Linked DNA regions of Homo sapiens: region 1 is linked to region 2. The links are chromatin loops, found by intact Hi-C in ENCODE. Cell type or tissue: B cell. All regions are shown on one strand. Each heading gives the region's core, and the rest is flanking DNA. Links, peaks and the distances in the headings are about the cores only.

What was found. Peaks named below come from ENCODE experiments on the same cell type or tissue, not always from the same donor. Only the 100,000 strongest peaks of a DNase experiment are listed, where the experiment ranks them.
Region 1: a loop joins it to region 2, with 13 times the contacts of the local background. A loop is called at or near these places in 10 of 110 quality-filtered maps.

The regions. Positions count from the first base shown.
Region 1 is chr4:3,132,864-3,141,603 of GRCh38, reverse strand. HTT (huntingtin) reads right to left here. Exons shown (of 67, transcript NM_001388492.1): 18 at 8,693-8,740; 19 at 7,064-7,203; 20 at 5,637-5,700; 21 at 5,278-5,378; 22 at 948-1,094. Among named protein-coding and RNA genes, the nearest start is that of HTT, 63 kb to the right of the region's middle. RefSeq lists a silencer at 6,014-6,193. In B cell, for the core only: CTCF peaks have their summits at 4,706 and 4,915; no DNase peak of the experiment used is centred there.
Region 2 is chr4:3,043,201-3,050,834 of GRCh38, reverse strand. It overlaps the pseudogene RNU6-204P and HTT-AS. Among named protein-coding and RNA genes, the nearest start is that of HTT, 28 kb to the left of the region's middle. RefSeq lists an enhancer at 2,766-3,125. In B cell, for the core only: CTCF peaks have their summits at 3,121, 3,321 and 5,100; DNase peaks (open chromatin) are centred at 3,074, 4,474 and 5,184; H3K4me3 peaks cover 2,444 bases; H3K27ac peaks cover 3,874 bases.

The sequences.
Region 1 (8,740 bases), core at 2,284-7,283, 89 kb before region 2:
TTTGAGTAGAGGTGGGTTTTGCCATGTTGCCCTGGGTGGTCTTGAACCCCTGAGCTCAAGCGACCTGCCCACCTGGGCCTCCCAAAGTGTTAGGATTACAGGCGTGAGCCACCGCACCCAGCCTTCCATGTGTTTTTTAAAGCAGTCTTTACATGAAAAAAGACGTTATTTATTCAGGAATTATGACTTTGATATTTGATAAGCTGAGTTCCTAATTCAGAAAAAAAGCATCAAGTGATCATTTAAGCTTAGAAGTCATTTAGTCCAAGTTTTGTAAAACACTGTTACTCAGCAGAAAAAAAGAGTATCATATAAAGCCAATTTTTAAAATAACATTTAAAAGACAAAATTAAAAAGCACAAGTCTTATCACTTCTGCAATCTTCTCTGCAAGCTAGAATTCTGAAGATTATAGCTTCATTAAAGCACTGTGTCCCACTCACCTAAGAAGCAGATAAGAATGGGATATATGTGGCCATTTGACACGATATTCAAAAGCTCCACAATAAATGTGAATGATAATCTCGCAAATCACTGAACTAGTGGATAACCCTAAATAACACTGACTTTAATAGCCCGCTCACCAAAAAATCAACAGGCATGATAGAATACAATCCTCTTTAAAGGTAACACAACTAAAGTGAAAATGTTTTAACAGATAATACGTAAGTGTCACAAACAAAAATACAACTGTCAGCACATGGAATGTAATAAACTATTAAGAGATTTACAGTGTCACAGCTGAGTGATTGTGGCAGAGCTTAAATACAGAGGTGGTGTGGTCAATCCTCAAAATGATAATATCCTATCAAAGGACTGACCTACACTCAAACATCCTGAGCTGAAGCTTTTTTCTAGAAAATAAAATGTTTTCAATTAAAGCCTAAAGAAAGGCATCAGGAAAGGGCATTTTCCCGACAATGTGAAGATGCCACTGGGTCAGCATACCTGGTTATTGTGCTGACGGAGAAATGAGATGGAGGCTGCGTCTCATGCATGAGAAGTTTCAGGTAAACACTGCTTTGATCTCTTGCCACGGCCACTACTGGATCAGCTTGTCCTTGGTCACATTTATAAAACAGCTTTGGGACAAGCCTAACACAAAAGTAAGGTTAATTTGCTTAAGAAAGTAGATGAAACTCACCTGTGATAGACCACCCTCCTCCCTGCAGATGGCTAAGCCAACACCTCTGGTTACCAGCGGACACCACTTCTCGCCCCCTTTCTCAGGTGGCGTTCTTCAAGCACGTGACAGCGTTGTCTCCAATCTCAGGGTCACTCTCATGCACCCACTCGGACATAACTGGGTGCTGTACTTTCTTTTTTTCTTTTTTTTTTTTTTTTGAGACAGAATGTCACTCTGTGGCCCAGGCCGGAGTACAATGGTGCAATCTTGGCTCACTGCAACCTCTGCCGTCCAGGTTCAAGTGATTCTCCTGCCTCAGCCTCCTGAGTAGCTGGGATTACAGGCGCCTGCCACCGCGCCCGGCTAATTTTTGTAGTTTTAGTAGAGACAGGGTTTCATCACCTTGGCCAGGCTGTTCTTGAACTCTTGAACTCCTGACCTCGTGATCCACCCACCTCAGCCCCCCATAGTGCTGGATTACAGGCGTGAGCCCCCACGCCCAGCTGGGTGCTGTACTTTCTTTTGTCTGTCATAAAATTTAATCCCTTTCTATTTACACTATTAAATGCTTTAATTAAAAACCAACTTTGAAAGTTCTCTTTCTAAACCTTCTGATCAACAAGTGCTGAACAGTGTCTGTCCACAGAGTACTGAGCACAGAGCAGGTCTGAATGCCAGCTGCATTCCTTAGGCACTTTTGCAATTTTGTCTGCAAAACTGTCCCAAACACTCCCAGATGGCAAAGCTTAAGCTGCGATTCCTAACAAATCTAAACTGAATTCAAATGGAGAATACGGGTAACATTTTCCTACAAAAACAAAAGGGTTCATATCTGCCATCAACACTCAGTAATACTTTTAGAAACAATGAACTATTTTATCATATTGGTCTGCAAGCCCCATGATCTTCAATTAAAGTCTCTTTCCTCATGGAGACTTGATCATGAGTAGAATTTTTTCTAGAATATAAGAAGTAACTACTGGCTGGGTACGGTGGCTCACGCCTGTAATCCCAGCACTTTGGGAGGCCGAGACAGGGGGACCGCTTGAGGCCAGGAGTTCAAGATCAGCCCGGCCAACATGGCAAAACCCCATCTCTACTAAAGATACAAAAATTAGCCGGGCATGGTGGCACACTCCTGTAATCCCAGCTACTTGGGAGGCTGAGGCAGGAAAATCGCTTGAACCCAGGAGGCAATAGTTGCAATGAGCCAAGATTCCACCACTGCATTCCTGCCTGAGTGACAGAGCGAGACTCTGTCTCCACAAACAAACAAACAAAAAGAAGTTGCTATCATTTGCAGAAAATGGTAAAGCTGCAAAATCTCTGAATAGGCAAGTCATATAAACCTATTAAGTAAATGAAAGGAGTGTCTCACAAGTAATCAAAGAAATGCAAATTACAATGATGAAAATGAAAAAGAATATGCACCAAAATGTAACTTTGGTTTTCTTTTCAGTAGTTTGATTACAAAGATTATTTCGTTTTTTTATATTTTCCTTAAATTCTGTTCATTAAACATGTATTACTTTCAAAAGAAGGTAAGTTATTTTAAAAAGAAATATCAGCCGGGTGTGGTAGCTCACGCCTGTAATCCCAGCACTTTGGAAGGCCAAGGCAGGTGGATCACTTGAGGTCAGGAGCTTGAGACCAGTCTGGCCAACATGGTGAAACCCCATCTCTACCAAAAAATACAAAAATTAGCTGGCAGTGGTGGCCCTCGCCTGTAATTCCAGCTTCCTGGGAGGCTGACGTGGGAATCACTTGAACCTGGGAGGCAGAGACTGCAGTGAGCCGAGATCGCACCACCACACTCCAGCCTGGGCATCATAGAATGAGACCCTATCTCAAAAAAAATAAATAAATAAAGAGAAGTATCAACTTCTGCCCAAAAAACTGATACATATTTAACTTTTTTTGAAATATTTGTACTGGTGAGAAGAATCAGGCACAATCACATTCTGGTAGTGGGAGTATACTTTGGCATGTTTCTGCTATATGTTCTCAGAAGTGGGAGCTGAGCTGTGGGTACGCAAGGGCATACAGTGTGGTATAATGGACATTGGAGACTCACAAGGCGGAAGGCTGGAAGGTGAGGGACAAAAAACTACATATTGGGTACAAGGTACACTACTCGGGTGACAGGTGTACTAAAATCTCAGACTTCACCATGTAACCAAAATTCAGCCATGTAACCAAAAACCACTTGTACCCCAAAAACCATTGAAATTTAAAAAAATGTGTATATGTAGAAAGAAACGAAGGAAGGAAGGAAGGAAGGCAGGCAGGCAGGCAGGCGGGAAGGGGAAGGGAAAAGGGGAAGGGAAAGGGAAAGGGAGAGGGAAGTAGGGAAGGGAGGGAGGAAGGGAGGAAGGAAAGAAGGAAGGAAGGAAGGAAGGAAGGAAGGAAGGAACAATGGTATGTTTTTGAAGAGCAGTTTCACAGTAAGTACCAAAATTATTTAAAAATCCACTTCTAGGTGATCTACTCAAGAGAAATGAAGACATGTCTACACAAAATCTTGCAGGCAAATGTTCACAGTACCATAATTCATAAATTAGCCAAAACATGAACTCTATAATATCCATCTGATGGATAGATAAAATATGGTATTATTCATATAATAGAATACTTTCGCCAATAAAAATGAACAAACTACTGATACATGCTACAACAAGAACCAATCTCACAATTAAGTAAAAGAAGCCAAATGCAAAAGTCCATCTATACTATGACCCCAGTACTATAAAATGTCCAGAAAATACAAATCTTTGTTTGTTTTGAGACAGTCTCTCTCTGTTGCCCAGGTTGGAAGGCAGTGGCGCGATCTCTGCTCACTGCAACCTCCGCCTCCCAGGTTCAAGTGATTCTCCTGCCTCAGCCTCCCGAGTAGCTGGGATTACAGGCGTGTGCCACCACATCCGACTAATTTTTGTATTTTTAGTAGAGACAAGGTTTCACCATGTTGGCCAGGCTGGTCTCGAACTCCTGACCTCAAGTGATCCACCAACCTCGGCCTCCCAAAGTGCTGGGATTACAGGCATGAGCGCCTGGCGAAAACACAAATCTTAAGGGACAGAAAATAGATGAGTGGCTGCCTAGGAGTTGGGGCAGGAACCGGAGGTTACAGCAAATGGGCACAAGGATACATTTGGGGTGACAGAAATGTGATAAAATTGGAGTTTACTATACACTCAAAGTGAGTACATTTCAAGAAATGTAAATTATAACCTCCATAAAGCTATTAGAAGATTTGTTTTAAATTTAAAGCCTGGCCAGGCGCCATGGCTCACGCCTGTAATCCCAGCACTTTGGGAGGCCAATGCAGGTGGATCACGGGGTCAGAAGTTCGAGACCAGCCTGGCCAATATCGTGAAACCCTGTCTCTACTAAAAATACAAAAATTAATTGGGCGTGGTGGTGTGCCCCTGTAATCCCAGCTACTCGGGAGGCTGAGGCAGGAGAATCGCTTGAACCAGGGAGACAGAGGTTGCAGTGAGCCGAGATAGCACCTGGACAATAGAGCAGGACTCTGTCTCAAAAAAAAAATAAAAAAAAAAATTCAAAGCCGGGCCTGGTAACTCAACTTCCAGGAATTCTCAGAAAAAGAAAACTATACACAAACATTTATGTATAATAAGTAATTGCCAAAAAAAGTATATAAAATTTTATCCCAACCGCATAGCAAAACAACGACCCATAACTAAAATTACTGTTTCATAACAGGAAAATGCTAATAAAATATTAAGTGGAAATTGTCAGATTACAAAATTGCATGTAATTTTGACCTGATTTTGAACAAGAAACTCATAGAGTATATAGCAAAATATTAACAGTGATTACCTCCAGGTGGCAGCAGAATTGAAGGTGATTTTTTTTTTCTTCTTAGTACTATTCTCTATAGTCCAAAATTTTTACAATGAAAGTGCATTACTTTTTACAATGGACAGTTAGTATTTTGTTGTTTTTTTAATTATAATTTTAGACTTTTTTGGATTTTTTTTTCATTATAGTTTAAGAATAGAATGGCTGAAATGAGCTCAGATTCAGGAATACTGCTCTACATCCTTTGAATTCTTCCCTCTCTTTCCATTCTCGTATCTTTTAGTACTTCAACCAAAAAAGGAAAAGAGATAAAATATTGGTAAATACCTAATTAGTGATGCTGCGGCAACATGTCGCACCCTGGGGTCTTCATCTCCAAGCAAATGGATGACAACATTATTGAGCACTCGTTCTTGCAGTTTTAAAAGCTTTAGAGAGAAGGATAATAAAAATAAACATAATCTTGTATTTGACTAAATTTTAGGTAAGATATTTTGGAAAGCTAGTGAGAAAGAACTCAACATTACTAGACTTAAATCCATATGACAAGATTATAACTTTCATGATATAAACTGTGAAATAAACATCTAAAACATGACGAATGCATTTAGAGAAATTCCACAAGGAAAGCCTCACTTTCACCTTCTTGAAGGTAAAACAGCATCTCACAAAAATAAACCGCTTACCCCTGTATAATGATGAGCCCCTCTGTGTAAGTTTTCTGCTTTTGCCTCCAAAAAGCTCACCAGCCTAACAAAAGAGCACATTTAACAATGAAATCATTTAGTTACTCAGTAAACACTTACCGCCAGCTTGCTCCAGAGCAGGCTCATCCAGGTGCCCTGGAAGGACCTTGGGCAGCACTTACTCAAAACAACAAAAAAGGCCAATGGCTTTAAATAAATAGAGGTGGCATTCCTCTCACAATTCCAGACTCAATAAGACAGTACTCAGTAAACTGTTTTTCTTTTTCTTCAAAATAAATACTATTTCAAAAGACTCTGTAAGTGCCCTATAAAATTGGCTCAAGCCACAGAAGGGGTGAGCTGGGCCCTCCATAACCTGCTATCTTGCTGCCCACTCATGCACGCTCAGCGTCCCTATCTGTGGGTGGAGCCGAGAACAAGCCCAGATTTATAAACATTCTAAGGATTAAATGAAATAACCCACAAGGGCTCTATAAAAGGTGGCTTGGAAAAAAAAAAAACAAACCCTAAATTATAAAGGAAAATTTCCCTTCTAAAAGAAAGTACTGAAAGAAAACTTCTCCAGCCAAAACTACTCTTAGAAAATGAAAGTGCCAACACAGCTCATGTTATTTTTTTTTTTTTGAGGCCAAGTCTCACTCTGTTGCCAGGCTGAAGTGCAATGGCCACAATCTTGGCTCACTGCAACCACAGCTCACGTTTTTTAATTGCAACAAAATATAAACCAGCTGTCTTACCTAGGTTCAGTATAATGAAGAGTATATTCTTTTTAAACAAGCAGAATTAATATAAGCTACATTTTTTTAAAAGTTTAAGACAAAGATGAAAAATTCTAAGCTCTTTTATTCCCACTATCCAGAATACTTAAATGACGAGGACTACCAAAAAAAAAAATCTACTCTTCTACTTATATTTTAAAATTCTAGGCCAGGCACAGTGGCTCATGCCTGTAATCCCAGCACTTTGGGAGGCCAAGATGGAGGATCAATCAAGCCCAGGAGTTTGAGACCAGCCTGGGCAACATAGCAAGACCCCATTTCTACAAAAAATATTAGCCAGTGTGACGGCACACACCTATTCTCCTAGCTAATCGGGAGGCTGAGGCAGGAGGACCACTTGAGTCCTAGAGTTCAAAGCTTCAGTGAGCTATGATTGTGCTACTGCATTCAAGCCTGGGCGACAGAGCAAGATCTTGTCTCTAAATAAATAATAAAATAAAATAAAATTCCAAGCATAGGGCAAAGTTCAGCAAAAAGCCACTGGGAGGAGAAAATCACTGTCATCTACCTAAACCACTCGGATTTCTGATGGACAGGGTACTTGATAACATCATTCCTTGCATCAAGTGATCCCAGAACTTTCAATTGAGCTTAGTTCATGAAATCTAATGGATGTGACTCACTTACCTGAAGTCAATCTCTGCAAGGGTTTCCAGAAGCTCTGTCCTCACCAGCCAATAGGAACTGTTCCTCAGAGTCAGCACATCGATGATCAGCTGCAGTCCTAACTCACTGTAGCTGCTGCTGCAGAGACTCATGACACAGTTCTGGAACACAAGGTCCAAGGCAAGAGGACAGCAGGTTAGTCCCACTCAGTACCCGCGTCTTGACGGTTTGAGAACCGTCACTCTTCAACACACAATGTTCTGGGTTTAACTGCAACCAGGATGTTGCATTTTTCCCACACCTCTCAAGAACATTGATTAAGAATACTTTATCTCAGTAAATACAAGCTTAAAAGTAAATGTGTCCCTTTCACATAACTGGTTCTTTCTTCCTTCCATTTCTGCTTATGTCATGGTTTCAACTCTCAAACAGCAACTTCACAAACATTGATCAGTTACAGAGGGGCCTGCCGCACAGCCCCAACACCACTTCTAAATAAATCTCAGACCCAGGGGTAGGAACAAGGGACCTACACCAAGGACCACCCCACTATGTCACTATGTACTCCACAGCACGAGAGAACAGAACAGGCCCCTACTGCTGTACCCCTCCCCTGCAGCCCCAAGCACCCAGGGGCACCATCACATGCATGGCTGACACAAAGACCCCCAGCTAGCCACAAGATTGAGCTCTTAGCATGCTTCCTTCTGCTCAAAAAAGACACAACTGACTGAAAACCTGGAAACTAGAGAGAAATTACTGTCAGGCATGACATTTTAAAAGGGGGAGTTATCCCACAAATTTGACAATTGTAGGTTTTTTGCTTTGATTTTTACCAGTTAATTTTTACTCTTGTTGACTGGCCAGTTGTGACTTATGAGCCAGTTGGTATGGAAAGGTTCAACATGCTATCACTTAAAGAATTGAGCCTATTCCACTTTATACAGAAACAGAGGTTGAGTAAATAATCCCTAAGGCTCACTTTAACTCTTACCATACTATGGGCCTAGCACAGTGGTTTTTTTTTTTTTTTTTTTAATTCAACTGATTATTATTACTATTATTTTTGAGACAGTCTCACTCTGTTGCCCAGGCTAGAGGGCAGTGGTGTAACCACGCCTTACTGCAGCCTTGATCTCTGGGGCTCAAGCAATCCCCCCTCCACCTCAGCTTCCCGAGTAGCTGAGACTACAGGTATGCACCACCATACCCAGCTACTTTTTTTTTTTTTTTTTTTAATTTTCTGTAGGGACAGGGTCAACTATGTTGCCCATAGTCTTGAACTCCTGGGCTCAAGCAATCCTTCCACCTTGGCCTCCCAAAGTGGTCAGATTACAGGTGTGAGTCACCGTGCCCAGCATATTCAACAGACTTTACACTTAATGATAGGTTATTTCTAAATATATCCTTTAGGAAGAGGTCTATTTCAAACAAATATTCTGAGAATTAGAACTTAAACTGAAGTTTATGAAGCATTAACTTTACTGGCAACGTTTTCTTTCTAAAGCTGAGAGATGGATACATGGTGGGTATTACTGGTTACAGCTTTAGAGTGCATGGAAATATTTCCTATTAAGCTCCAATTTTAATTGTAGCAATGATAAAATGTCCACTAAGTGAAGAAATGGTTCCACAGAAGATTATGCTCACCCTCACAGCTGTACAAGCTAACTTGCAAGTAACAGAAGACTCATCCTT
Region 2 (7,634 bases), core at 638-5,637:
GGGATAATCTGATATGTTAAGTTACATGGGAAGCATTGTCAAAAAATAATGTTTACTCCTCTTCAGGTTACATTTTAGTGAATGATATTAATATATGTTCCAAAATTAAATGGGATTTCTAAAATTCTAATATGCCTGAGTCTATGCTATCAATATAATTATGGTTAAGTTACTGTAAATCATAGAAATAACCAAATTTCCTTGTCAATTGTGTTTTTAACTATGACTATTTAAAGTCATTTCCACAGTTAATTGCTTAATGCTGGTGCGGTTTCTGAAAACTTCAAAAGTATGGTGTCTTTTAGGAGATTCATAAAAGGATGAAAAGGACCCTAAAAATCAGTCTTGGAATACAGGTTTCTAATAACTTTAGAATCATATCATTTGAACTGGGTAAGAATTCCTGGAACTTTAATGAAAAGACTGACTGGCTTATAGAACTGCTAACCCAAGTAGAACAAAAATTAATTGAATACCAAGAAAAGAGTTTGCCAGATTTTCATCTTAAATCAGCTGACACTGAAATAGTTCAGATATACAATTTGAATGAAATCCATGGTCTAAGTCAAATTACCTGTGATAACCCATCAGTTATCCGTGCAATGCACCTAATTTGGAGAAGCAACTGGGATTCAAGAGGACTGAAGTCTAATGTTAATTAAGTATGGACTCACGGAGAACCAGGACGGCCACCTTGTCCTTCCTGAGTCCTTAAAGCTTTTGTTATTAAAAGTTCTGCATTTCGTGACTCATCATGGAAAAGATAAAGTAATCCAAATTAAATACATTGGTGTGTGGGAGGCAGAGGTTGGAGTGAGCCGAGATTGCACCGCTGCACTCCAGCCTGGGTGACAGAGATTCCATCTCAAAAAAAAAAAAGTGTATATGTGTGTGTGTGTGTGTGTGTGTGTGTGTGTGTGTGTGTGTGATAACTTACAAATTGCTAAAATAGTTTATAACCCTGGGCTATTTACATATTTTATAAAGGGATTTTATTCAATCGTCATTTTCAATGCATGTTTTCCGGGTTGTATAAAAGCTCTCGCATGTTAAGAGGGCTGATGTTTTAACAGTAGGTTATTATGCTACAGTATATTTTTCTATGGTTCACTGAGGTCAAACCCTTTGCATTCTAGAACCCGAAGACTGGATCTTCTGAGAACATCAGAGAAAGACTGTCCTTGCCATCCGCACTGCAACAAAACTTAGGGATCTTGAAACTTGGGTTCATAATCTCACAACTGAGAAGGGTCCATCCACACTCCTGGAACTGTACACCCATTGGAACCTTTAAGGTAAAGCCAAGGAAGTCTCTCCCCAGAAGATGGCATCCTTGATGTGAACGGCTTTTGCTAAGATCGTGGATCAAGACTTCTACTGTCATGAGACTCTCTTTTTTTTTTCTTTTTTGGAGATGGAGTCTTGCTCTGTCACCCAGGCTGGAGTGCGGTGGTGCAGTCTCAGCTCACTGCAACCTCTGCCTCCTGGGTTCAAGCGATTCTCATACCTCAGCCTTCCGAGTAGCTGGTATTACAGGTGCCTGCCACCACACCAAGCTAATTTTTGTATTTTTAGTAGAGATGGGTTTTTGCCAAGTTGGCCAGGCTGGTTTTGAACTTCTAACCTCAGGTGATCCGCCCACCTCGGCCTCCCAAAGTGCTGGGATTACAGGCATGCACCACCACGCCTGGCCATGAGACTCTTATCTTTGAGTATCTGTTCCTTGCTTATGCCTCTATGAATAATAGAAATGAAAAGACGATCTGTTGTGTGCACTTATGGGGTATACTTTCATTTGTGAAGGATTTTGCAGCCAGCCTTATACACGGATAACTTTATACTTTGATAGATAAAAGATGAAGGTCCAGTGTAGGTGAGAAACTTTAATGAGACATATGTTGCCTGTAATCAGTCAGAAACAGAATATCGGTTCACTCCTCTTAACCCACACTATGGGTTAAAGAGGGCATTGCCAGGAGGGCTTTACTCTTCCAGAAGGGCATCACTTTTCCATGGTTTAGAGTAAAAGAGGCCATAACCAGAAATGTATCCCTCATGATAGGCTGTATAGCAGACTCTACTGTAAAGGCTATAGTTACACAACAGACTTTCAATTCCCTTGTGAAAGGTATGCTAAATAATAGAATTGACTAAACAGAAAAGTAGTACCTGTGCAGCTGCTGGCACCTGTGGCCTAGGGAGAAATACATCAGGTATTATAGAGATTCAGTTGTGGGAGATTAATGAAAAGGCCACTTAGTTGAGTGAGTAGCCTCTTATCTAGCTCATTGTCTGATCTATTTGATTTGGGGTGGTTTGGTGTATAGGGACCCTGGGTAAGGAGCATACTGCAAACTCTTGGTATTATCCTCCCAGTAATCATAATAATAGTCTCCCTGGTGCGCTGCATTCTCTCAAAGGTTTTAAATGTCTGCATGCAGCCATCTCTAGAACAACAAATGGTCTCTCTTCAACTGGAATGGCAGAAGCTGAAAGAAATGTGTGACCATGAGGACACCGTAACCTATGAATGACGTGCTGAGACCAGAAACCCAAAACGATGGTAACTGAGAGTGGTGCTAAGGCCCTAAGTTTTGGTCACACTCTCGCCTGTAGGGTCCAGCCCTACTGGGCCTGTGGGTTTTTCTCCTCACCTGCGGAGATGAGAGATCACAGAAATAAGGACACAAGACAAAGAGATAGAAGAAAAGACAGCTGGGCCCAGGGGACCACTACCACCTAGACACGGAGACTGGTAGTGGCCCCGAATGCCTGGCTGCCCTGTTACTTATTGGATACAAGACAAGGGGGCAGGGTAAGGAGTGTGAGTCATCTCCAATGATAGGTCAGGTCACGCAAGTCACGTGTCCACCGGACAGGGTGCCCTTCCCTGTTTGGTAGCCGAGGCGGAGAGAGAGAGGAGACAGCCTACGTCATTATTTCTTCTATGCATTTCAAAGACTTTAGCACTTTCACTAATTCTGCTACTGCTATCTAGAAGATGGAGCCAGGTGTACAGAGCGGAACATGAAAGTGAAACAGGAGCGTGACCGCTGAAGCACAGCATCACAGGGAGATGGTCAGGCCTCCGGATGGCTGTGGGCGGGCCTGACTGATGTCAGGCCTTCCACAAGAGATGGTGGAGCAGAGTCTTCTCTAACCCCTCCGCCCCTCTCCCCTGGCCAAAGGGAGACTCCCTTCCCTGGTCGGCTAAGTAACAGGTGCCTTCCCAGGCACTGTCATTACCACTAGACCAGGGAGCCCTCTAGTGGCCCTGTCTGAGCGTGACAGAGGGCTCACACTCGTCTTCTGGTCACTTCTCACCCTGTCCCTTCAGCTCCTATCTCTGTATGGCCTGGTTTTTCCTAGGTTATAATTGTAGAACAAAGATTATTATAATATTGGAATAGAGTAATGCCACAAACTAATGATTGATAATAGTCATATCTAATCATATCTATAATCTATTTCTAGTATAACTATTCTTTTTGTTTTGTTTTGTTTTGTTTTTGTTTTTGTTTTTTGAGACAGAGTCTCGCTCTGTCACCCAGGCTGGAGGGCAGTGGCGCAATCTCGGCTCACTGCAAGCTCCGCCTCCCGGGTTCATGCCATTCTCCTGCCTCAGCCTCCCGAGTAGCTGGGACTACAGGTGCACGCCACCACGCCCGGCTAATTTTTTGTATTTTTAGTAGAGACGGGGTTTCACCGTGTTAGCCAGGATGGTCTCGATCTCCTGACCTCATGATCTGCCCACCTCGGCCTCCCAAAGTGCTGGGATTATAGGCGTAAGCCACTGCGCCCGGCCTAGTATAACTATTCTTATTCTATATATATATTTTTTATTATACTGGAACAGCTTGTGCCCTCGGGGTCTTGCCTTGGCAGCTGGGTGGCTTGCCGCCCACACTCACCTAAGTGAGAACCTGGACAGAAAGGGGAATTTATTAAAATAAAATTATGGGAGGCCATTGTTTTGGACTGAGCTCATGCACTATGTCCCAACAGACTAAGCCAAACAAAAATGGAGTCACTCATGCTAAATGTGACATAATCAAACTAAGACTTTAAGGAAACACATAGATCCTAACAGATTCCCCTATAAACAGGACGTTCCAGCATAAGGAGGTACCCTCAGTCCTTGTTCCTACCTTTGCAAAACTCACTGTTCTACTGTTTCTCAGAGGGTTTCAGGACCAAATAAGTACATTTACGATGGTGATAGTGACATCAATGACTAAAGTTTTGGTCAATCTCTCAAAATTGAGAAAATGACCAAAAGGGTGGAATTGTTAAAGCAAACTAAATATGGCCTGAGAAGGACTCCATACTTCTCTATTTGAGTCCTTGTGGACGAACTGCAACCTAACTTAATTGGTAGACAAGACTGAAACCCTGACATCCTCACTTGGGAGTCTGCACCTGTGGCAGTACCTGAGTCTTGGCCAATCCCAGCAGCCGTACTTCACTCGTACACTGCTGAGAGTTCAAACTGTGTCCAAATAAGGCAAATGCCGAGCTGCAACCAACCCAGCTGTTTCTGTACTCACCTCCAATTTCTATATGTCACTTCCCTTTTTTGTCTATAGATTTGTTCTGACCACGAGGTATCCCTGGAGTCCCTCTGAATCTGCTGTGATTCTGGGGGCTGCCCAATTCGTGAATCGTTCATTGCTCAATTAAACTCATTTAAATTTAATTTGGCTGAAGTTTTTCATTTAACAGAGGTATATAATATGTATTCTTTAAAATGTTCAAACACTGTTTTGAGTGCATATTGTGCTTTTTTGTTAAAAAAAAAATTATGATGTGATGTTTACTGCTCCCTTGAGGTACATAAGAAAATCCTAAAACCCCTGCCAACTGAGCGGACCGCTTCTTGGTCGAGGAGACCTCAGAGAAACCTTAAAAACTGAGTTCCTGGCCGTGACAGGACAGGTCAGACTCGCCTCAGTGTGCCCCTTCCTTAATACCCTTTCACTGGAATGCCTTCCTAAAGAATAAACAGAAACCAGCTCTAGAAAAAAAGAACAGACATCTCACTCTTCTATTGCCTTTAGCCAATCATCTGAGGCCACGGCCAGGCAATGCTTCCCTTCCTGGTAAGAGACCACAGAGCCTGCAGTGGCCGTGGCCGTCTCCAGAGGCGGTGCAGTGAGGGTTCTCGTGTCCTCTGCTTCACCTTTTGACGTCAGAGGGAGGAAAACCACATCCTCCGATCACGCTAACCCCAACATTTTTTGAACACGTGACCCATGAAGAGGCATGAAGCTAACTGCACACTGGGTGTTGCTCCCCTCACAGATATTCATAACTCCTCCTACAGCGTATTCCATATGTATATTCAGCCACCCTGAGGATCTAGGGGAAAAGCGCAGTGTCCTTTTCCTGTTCTCTCACTCAAGAATCAACACAGAATACTTCTCCCCACCCACAAGCAAGCAATCAGTTCTGCAGCGGACACCAGCTGGGTGTCCTCTCATTCAAGTCTGACGGCATCTACCTGTAGACAGCGCCTGACCACACAGATCGAGGACTCAGTTCCCACAAGACTGAACCCCGTTTCCAATGCCAACTGCAAGCCCCTGGTTATTTGGCCTGTGATTCTGACTGACCTGCTAAACATTGGGGGTTCCCACAGCCCCCTCCTTGGGTTCAATTAATTTGCTAGATCAGCATACAGAACTCAGAGAAACACATTTCCTGGTTTATTACAAGGCATATTTTACAGGATACAGATGAACAGCCAGATGAGAAGATGCATAGGGAGCGTTCTGGAAGGGTCCCAAGCACAGGAGCTTCTGTCCCCGTAGAAGGGAGGTGCGCTGCCCTCTAGAAACCTCCACGTTACCCGGAAGCTCTCTGAACCCTGTCCTCTTGGGTTTTTATGGAGGCTTCATCACATAGGCATGATTTAATCATTAGCCATTGGCGATCAGCTCAACCATCAGCCCCTCTCCCTTCCCAGAGGGCAAGAGTAGGGCTGAGTCCCAACCTTCTAACCCTACCTTCTTCTTTCTGGTGACCAGCCCCACCTCCTATCTTGAAGCTGTCTAGGAGCCACCAGCCACCTCATTAACATACAAAAAAGACATTCATCACTTTGAAGATTCCAAGGATTTGGGGAAATATATGCCAGGAGACTGAACGAAAACCAAATATAACTTCACAATATCATGGATGACTGAAATATGTAATAAAAGATTAAGCAGGCCAGGCACAGTGGCTCACACCTGTAATCCTTTGGGAGGCTGAGATGGGCAGATTACTTAAGGCCAGGGGTTCGAGACCAGCCTGGTCAACATGGTGAAACCCCATCTGTACTAAAAAAAAAAAATTAGCCGGTGTGGTGGTGGTGCCTGTAATCCCAGCTATCCGGGAAGCTGAGGCATGAGAATCACTTGAATGCAGGTTGCAGTGAGCCGAGATCACGCCACCGCACTCCAGCCTGGGCAACAGAGCGAGACTCTCAAAAAAAACATTAAAAATTTAAGCAGCCAAATGACATGGAAAGAAATAAATCACTATATTAATTATATAAATAGCAAACAAAATGTTGATACGGATTGCCTATGCACAGCAGCTAATATTAAAGACGAGATTTTGTGTTTTTTCTTTTTTTAAATATATTTTTGTATGGAACGCTTCACAAATTTGTGTGTCGTCCTTGTGCAGGGGCAATGCTAATCTTCTCTGTATCATTCCAGTTTTAGTGTATATGCTGCCACAGCGAGCACTGTTCTTCTTAATTTCAAAGTTCTCTTCAATACATACATGCTTGCTTATAAACAGAAAGAGAAAAATGAGATGTTCAACATGTTAATTGAACAAGTTACCAAATGGTCTGTGTACAAATCCTGGCCTAGGTTTATTTCTCTCAGTCAAAGCTTTCACTTGGGCATGGGGAAATTTAACTCAGACTAGCTTAAGCAAAAAAAGAAACAAAGAAACAAAAAGGACTTTATTAGTTCCATAGCCACCAGCCCAGGGTATGAACGATGCCCTCGGGCCCTGGGCCCTGCAACCCTGGTCGGTTCCCAGGTCTAGTTTCCTCCTCAGCAGGCAAGATGGAGGGAGTGCTACTGGACAGGGGTCCCGATCCAGACCCCAAAAGAGGGTACTTGGATCTCGCTCAGGAAACAATTCGAGGCTAATCCATAAAGGGAAAGCAAGTTTCTTAGGAAAGTAAAGGAATAAAGAATGGCTACTCCGTAGGCAGAGCAGCCTAGAGGGCTGCTGGCTGCCCATTTTTATGGTTATTTCTTGATTATATGCTAAACAAGGGGTGGATTATTCATGAGATTTCTGGGAAAGGGGTGGGCGATTCCCAGAACTGAGAGTTCCTCCTCTTTTTAGAACATACAGGGTAGCTTTCAGACGTTGCCATGGCATCTGAAAACTGTCATGGCGCTGATGGGAGTGTCTTTTGGCATGTTAATGCATTATAATTAGCATGTAATGAGCTGTGAGGATGACCAGAGGTCACTCTCATCGCCATCTTGGTTTTGGTGGGTTTCCCAGCTTCTTTATTTACTTCTTTATTTTATTATTTTTTTTGAGACGATGTCTTGCTCTGTTGCCCAGGTCTCGGCTCACTGCAGCCTCTGACTCCTGGGTTCAAGAGATTCTCCTGCCTC